2 separate regions of the Homo sapiens genome follow, and region 2 is linked to region 1. A link is an interaction called in ENCODE POLR2A ChIA-PET data of the cell type or tissue named here. Cell type or tissue: MCF 10A. All regions are shown on one strand. Each heading gives the region's core, and the rest is flanking DNA. Links, peaks and the distances in the headings are about the cores only. Region 1 overlaps BACH2 (BACH transcriptional regulator 2). Region 2 overlaps LOC105377891 (a long non-coding RNA gene).

The links. Peaks named below come from ENCODE experiments on the same cell type or tissue, not always from the same donor. Only the 100,000 strongest peaks of a DNase experiment are listed, where the experiment ranks them.
Region 2: POLR2A ChIA-PET joins it to region 1 with 5 read pairs; 5 of 35 experiments call an interaction of 5 or more read pairs at or near these places.

What each region holds. Positions count from the first base shown.
Region 1 is chr6:90,121,041-90,123,954 of GRCh38, reverse strand. All of the region lies in intron 4 of BACH2 (BACH transcriptional regulator 2), which reads left to right. Among named protein-coding and RNA genes, the nearest start is that of BACH2, 170 kb to the left of the region's middle. In MCF 10A, for the core only: no CTCF peak of the experiment used is centred there; a DNase peak (open chromatin) is centred at 1,754.
Region 2 is chr6:90,297,762-90,300,675 of GRCh38, reverse strand. All of the region lies in intron 1 of LOC105377891 (a long non-coding RNA gene), which reads right to left. Among named protein-coding and RNA genes, the nearest start is that of BACH2, 2.4 kb to the right of the region's middle. RefSeq lists an enhancer at 1,619-2,120. In MCF 10A, for the core only: no CTCF peak of the experiment used is centred there; no DNase peak of the experiment used is centred there.

The DNA of each region.
Region 1 (2,914 bases), core at 218-2,717:
TCAGCTTTGGGGCCCAGGCCTGCATTCGGAGGAGAGTCGCACCCTCCCTCCTGCTCCCCTCAGAATCATTGTGCTTTGGGGCATCAGGAGGCGATTTTGGTGTTCTCACATAAGATTTCTATTTCTAATAGAAATTTCTTTATGTTTTCCCACCGGTCTTCTTTTTTTTTTTTTTTTTTTTTTTTGAGACGGAGTCTCGCTCTGTCGCCCAGGCTGGAGTGCAGTGGCGGGATCTCGGCTCACTGCAAGCTCCGCCTCCCGGGTTCACGCCATTCTCCTGCCTCAGCCTCCCAAGTAGCTGGGACTACAGGCGCCCGCCACTACGCCCGGCTAATTTTATGTATTTTTAGTAGAGACGGGGTTTCACCGTTTTAGCTGGGATGGTCTCGATCTCCTGACCTCGTGATCCGCCCGCCTCGGCCTCCCAAAGTGCTGGGATTACAGGCGTGAGCCACCGCGCCCGGCCCCCACCGGTCTTCTTATAAGCTGTCCTAGCCTTCAGTGTTAGTGTCCTAGGTCTGCTTAACAAATTATCACAAACTGGACAATTTAAAACAATGTTTATTCTCTCACAGTTCTGGTGGCCTGAAGTCCAAAATCAAGGTGTTTCAGGGCCACACTTCCTCCAAAGGCTTCAGGGCAGAATCATCCCTTGCCTGTCCCAGCTTCTGGGGAGGCTCCAGGTGTTCCTCAGCTCATGGCTAAATGACTCCAATCTCTGCCTCCACTTCTGTCTTCTTCTCTTCTCTTGGCCTTCTCCTCTGTCTTCTCTTCTGTGTCTTCTAAGGACACCTCCCCTTGGATTTAGGGCCTACTCAGGTAATCCAGGATGATTTCATCTCGAGATTCTCAACTTAATTACATCTGCGAAGGTCCTTTTCCAACATAAAGTTTCATTTCCAGGTTCTAGAAGTTAGGACACCTGTATTGTTGGGGACCTCAATTCAACCCCCTACTCCTTCTAAACTATTCAACAACAGTTTTGAAGTTAAGCAAAACATTCTAGATTTACCATTTTACTTTTCTCTGCCGTTAAGTTCTCCGGTTTTATGTCTCTTTTTTATGTGTAACTATAGGAAGGTCTCCCATGAAAAAAATAGAACCATTGCCATGGGCAGTCAGTAGCTACACTAGCAATGTGTCTGCCCTGTGAAGCTCAGGCTTCTGTCCTGGTGGGTCTCCCTCTTGTCAAGCAGTTTTCTCAGCCATCAGAGGGGCTGGGAGAGCCAGGCCTCGCCAACACTTTCTCTGAACACATTCACACTTCTTGCCTGTGCTCTTCTTTGCCCAGGCTCTCCTGGGATGCAGAAATCAGGGAGGTGTTTACTGAGGAATAAAACTAATGTCTCAGTAGAAATTTTTTTAAAATGTCATAGTAAGTCTATTATTGATTGTGTTCAGTTGGACTTTGAGCAGATTTGGGGCCACTTTCCCCATCCCAGCCCTCAAGGAGAAAGAGAAAAGACAAGACTAAAATGAGTGTGGCCATGTATCCCATCTTACTGCCTTCAAGAAGTCCTTTCCTGTAAACCTTTTTTTTGATTGTTCTTGTTGTTCTGGTAAGGGAGGGCGAACTGGGTTTGATTCTGAGACTGCCACAAGCCTGTCTCTTTTTTTGTGTTGTACTGACTCGATCCTTGCTTCACGCTACAGATTTCTCACAGTGGGTATTTTTAGTTGAGGAGGAGGTTTCTCAAAAATACTTTGCCGATGTCTGGTCATGCACAACCCCTGGGCATCCCCAGTGAAGTGCTTTGAGTCATGGCCCCTTAAGGGCAGAGAGGATGTGCATTTGGCCCATGGTGTGCTTTGCCTGGACGTGTGTCATTTCCCAAAATATACAGGAGGAGAACCAGATTAGTAAAAGGAAACCTTGTCACACATGGTAGGGTTCTGCTGCCCCAGAATCAACCTTTACAGCTGGAAAGGTTCAGCCTTTCTTACTTGGAAGGGTCATATTCATTGAACTGCAGTTAAAACAGTCTTACCAATAGATAGGTAGCCTCACACCAGAAATGGGGGGCAAAAGGCAGAATCACTAAACATTTAAGCAACACATGAGTAAAAATATTTGGCCTCTTTTTTTCTTTGTTTAAAATATGCAAAGGTGGCCGGGCACGGTGGCTCACACATGTAATCCCAGCACTTTGGGAGGCCGAGGTGGGCGAATTACCTGAGGTCAGGAGTTCGAGACCAGCCTGACCAACATGGTGAAACCCCATCTCTACTAAAAATACAAAAAATTAGCTGGGTATGGTGGTGGACGCCTGTAAGATCCCAGCTACTCGGGAGGCTGAGGCAGGAGAATTGCTTGAGCCCGGAAGGTGGAGGTTGCAGTGAGCCAAGATTGTGCCACTGCACTCCAGCCTGGGCACAACAGAGTAAGACTCGTCTCAAAATAAATTAATTAATTAATTAATAAAATGCAAAGGCTTTTTGCTCCAAGATAGCTGAAATTTAGATATATATCTTTTTATTAAAATAGTTTTTATTTAAATAAGCAAATAATAACCGTTAAGAAAAGTTAGAAAATTTTAAAAATCAGAAAAAACAACAAGAAGGAACCCTATCTACCTAGAGCTTCCCAGGGTTCCAGGCTGGTTACAGAGTCAGAGCCCTCTTAGCTAACCTGACTGGGTGTTTTCTCATTAGTTGAAAAATCAATTAAACAGTGAATCATTTTTTAAAAAGATACTACATAGCCTAAATCATGTATTTAACCTAAAGTTGCAAATGAACAGTTATTTGCCAATCTTTTGATGTGGGCTCGAGGCCTTTTCTTCGAGTTTGGGTCTGCTGATTGGAACTTCATGTAATCTTTCATGCACATTATTGCATGATTTCCATTTTCAGTCTCTTTAAGTGAGGAATTTTTTAAGACACTTGCAACACAGTCTGACTGCAAAGTCATTTT
Region 2 (2,914 bases), core at 208-2,707, 180 kb before region 1:
CTGATCATTTTTCAAAACTTGTGTGAGATTTTGTACAATGAGAAATCTCTTCTTGGCAGTGGTGTGTCCAGAAAGCCCCCAGGAGTGGGCCCCCAAGGTCCTCTGTGCCGTCCAGCAATTCTGCCACATCCCTGGCACTGGTTCACATCTTTTCTCTATCCCCTAAATCTATCCTTCCCTCCTCCACTATCAGTGAACGGTCTATCTTCTTACTCCACTAAGAAAACAGAATTCCTCAGACAACGGCTTCCCATACTTCCTACCATGATATTCCAGCCTCCCTGCACTTCCCCACCTGTGCTGCCCTTCCTTCTGTTGGTTGGGATGAACTGGCCCCTTTCTCTCTCAAGGAAGCTTCTCAGCTTCCTTGTGGGGATCTTTTTTTCTTCATCTTGCTGACCTCTAAATGTCGGAGTGCCCCAGGTCTTAAACCTTAGACTTCTTCTCTTTGCTCCTCTTCTCCACCCATGTTTCCAGTTGCTGTGTTGATGACACACAGATTTCTATCTCTAGTCTGGACTTCTCCCCTAAATTCTAGATTCCCATGTCTGATTACCTGCTCACCTTTTCCACTTAGATGTCTGATAGACATCTGAAATGTACTATATCCAAAACCAAATGTTTCAGCATTTCCCCCATACCTGCTCCGCCTGGATAAATGAACTCTCCATTAATAAGCTGTTCAGTCCAAAATTCAGAATTTCCTTTGACTCTTCTCTCATATCCTACAATGGAATCATCAACAAATCTTGTCCGGTTTATGCTGAAAATATATCTGGATTCCATTTATGGCTGTCATTCTAGCATTCTATTAATAGTTTAAATCACCATCACCTCTCTAATGACTTATCTCAATAGCCTCCTACTTGGTCTCTCTGCTTCCATTCCTGTACTTCCCGTGACCCAGCAGAGTGATCCTTTAGGAGTTGAGGCCAGGACATGTTCCTTGTCTGCAGAAACCCCTACAGCATCCCACTCCATTCACTTTTGTCAGATTTCATTGGATGTTAAATTTGCCCTGCCATGCCTTATTCAAGGTACCACATTTGAAATTCTGTCTACTGTTCTGCCTAAGAAAAAATACAATATTTTCTCAACATCATCAAATCCTGTACAGGGTGCTGGAGAGCAAGAAAATCAAAGGCTCAAGAACTGCCCATGTCTTTAGTCCGTCTTCCTTTCCTCATCTGTTTCCTGTATATTTTAATTTTTCCTGTTTTATTTTCTACAATCAAGAAGATTTCTATTATAGAAATAAAGTTTATTTGTTTCAATGCCATGATACAGATTTATTGTCCCTGGAAATATCATGCTTAGAAATGAATCACAGACAAAGCCCATGCTCTGGATCAACACACATGTGTAATTATGTAGGAAAAAAATGTATATCAGGAAAGGTTGAATGCTCCAGGCATGAGAAATAAATTGACCTCCACTCAACTTACTGCCATGATTATACAGAGGGAAGGACCTGGATCTGTTTCACATCATAAACGCCTAAATTGCCAGAGCAGCACAAGCCCAGGAGTGGCCATGCAAACTCATGATGGAGGTGCTAAGGCTGTCCACAGCCCAACCTCTGCAGCAGTACTGTTAAATGAGTGTCTAGTACTTGACTTACCATTTTAATTTCACATAATTCTGAATGTATTTTTCGGCTTGAATTCAAATAACCCACTTCTAACTACCGAAAATAAAGTAGAAAAATGAACTCACTACCAGACTTCAAAGCTTATCCAAAGCAAAGATTTCGTCTTACAGCCAGAGGTGCATGATTGCAGAGCTGGATGTAACCTGAGAGGCTAACTACTCCTAATTCAGCCTCCTTGAATGACTGGATGATGCAACCTATCACAGGTGTTTTAGGTTTTTTCATCTCTATTTAATGTCCCACCTCATGCTTGAAAATCTCAAAGTGAAAAAGCTCCAGTCTGAGTCTTTGGGCAAGCAGACTAACTGAAATGACCTGTTAGCCTTTGTTGTATCCATCTGACAAGATCAGCTTGTAGAATCCAGAATGGAGGTGGGAGATCAGCTGGCAGCCTCATTTCCCTCCTCAACCACCCCTACGCTGATGTGCCCAACTCCACTCACAGCTGGGCAGCCACCGCTTGCTTGAAAATAAATGAATCTACACCACTCTCATACGGATGCTCTCAAGCATCCCTTGTTGTGAGAAAAACATTTATTGCTGCTACTAAAATGCGTAAAGTTATCTCACAAACACATACTTACAAGAATGAGGAATGAGAAACAGAACCATCCATAAAACTATAAGAAACGGCCTGGCCAGGGCAGACCAGGAATTAGTACTCTGTCCTTGCCAGGGGTCAGGCAGGGACCTCAGAAGCAGGGTGTTTTGTCCTAGGGGGCACCAGACCAGAGGTCAGGAGACTGAGGGCTACTCCTAGCTCTAGGACTTTTCCTTATCTGAAGGCCGGGTCGGTTAGCAGAGAAAATCTCACAGTCCCGTGCCAGACCTCCACGCAGGGACTCTGCAGTGCTGTTAGAAAAATTAGCTCAGCACCTTCAGCTTGCTTTCAGCCATCACTTAGCTTTCCACACAGACATTCCAAATGGGGCCTTTCAAAACTCTGCCCTCAAATGAAGGTAGTTCAGAGCAACACTTTAGATGATATCACAAGACTCCCAGGACGCTTCACTGCTTCCTCAGCATACGCCAGTGCCCGTTTTACAGGGGGGATTTATGATCCTTCTCTCAGTAGAGCGAGCCAAACTTTTATAATATTCATTAAAAATCAGCACCACGTGTAATAATATGGAATACTGCCTGTACACAAGAGGGCCAAGTTATAGGTGTTTAGGGAAACGTGGCAGAATTTTCTGGCCTTGGCAAGAGGTAAAGTTGCAGGCACCAGCACAACACTAACACAACCTTATTTTATTGCAAATG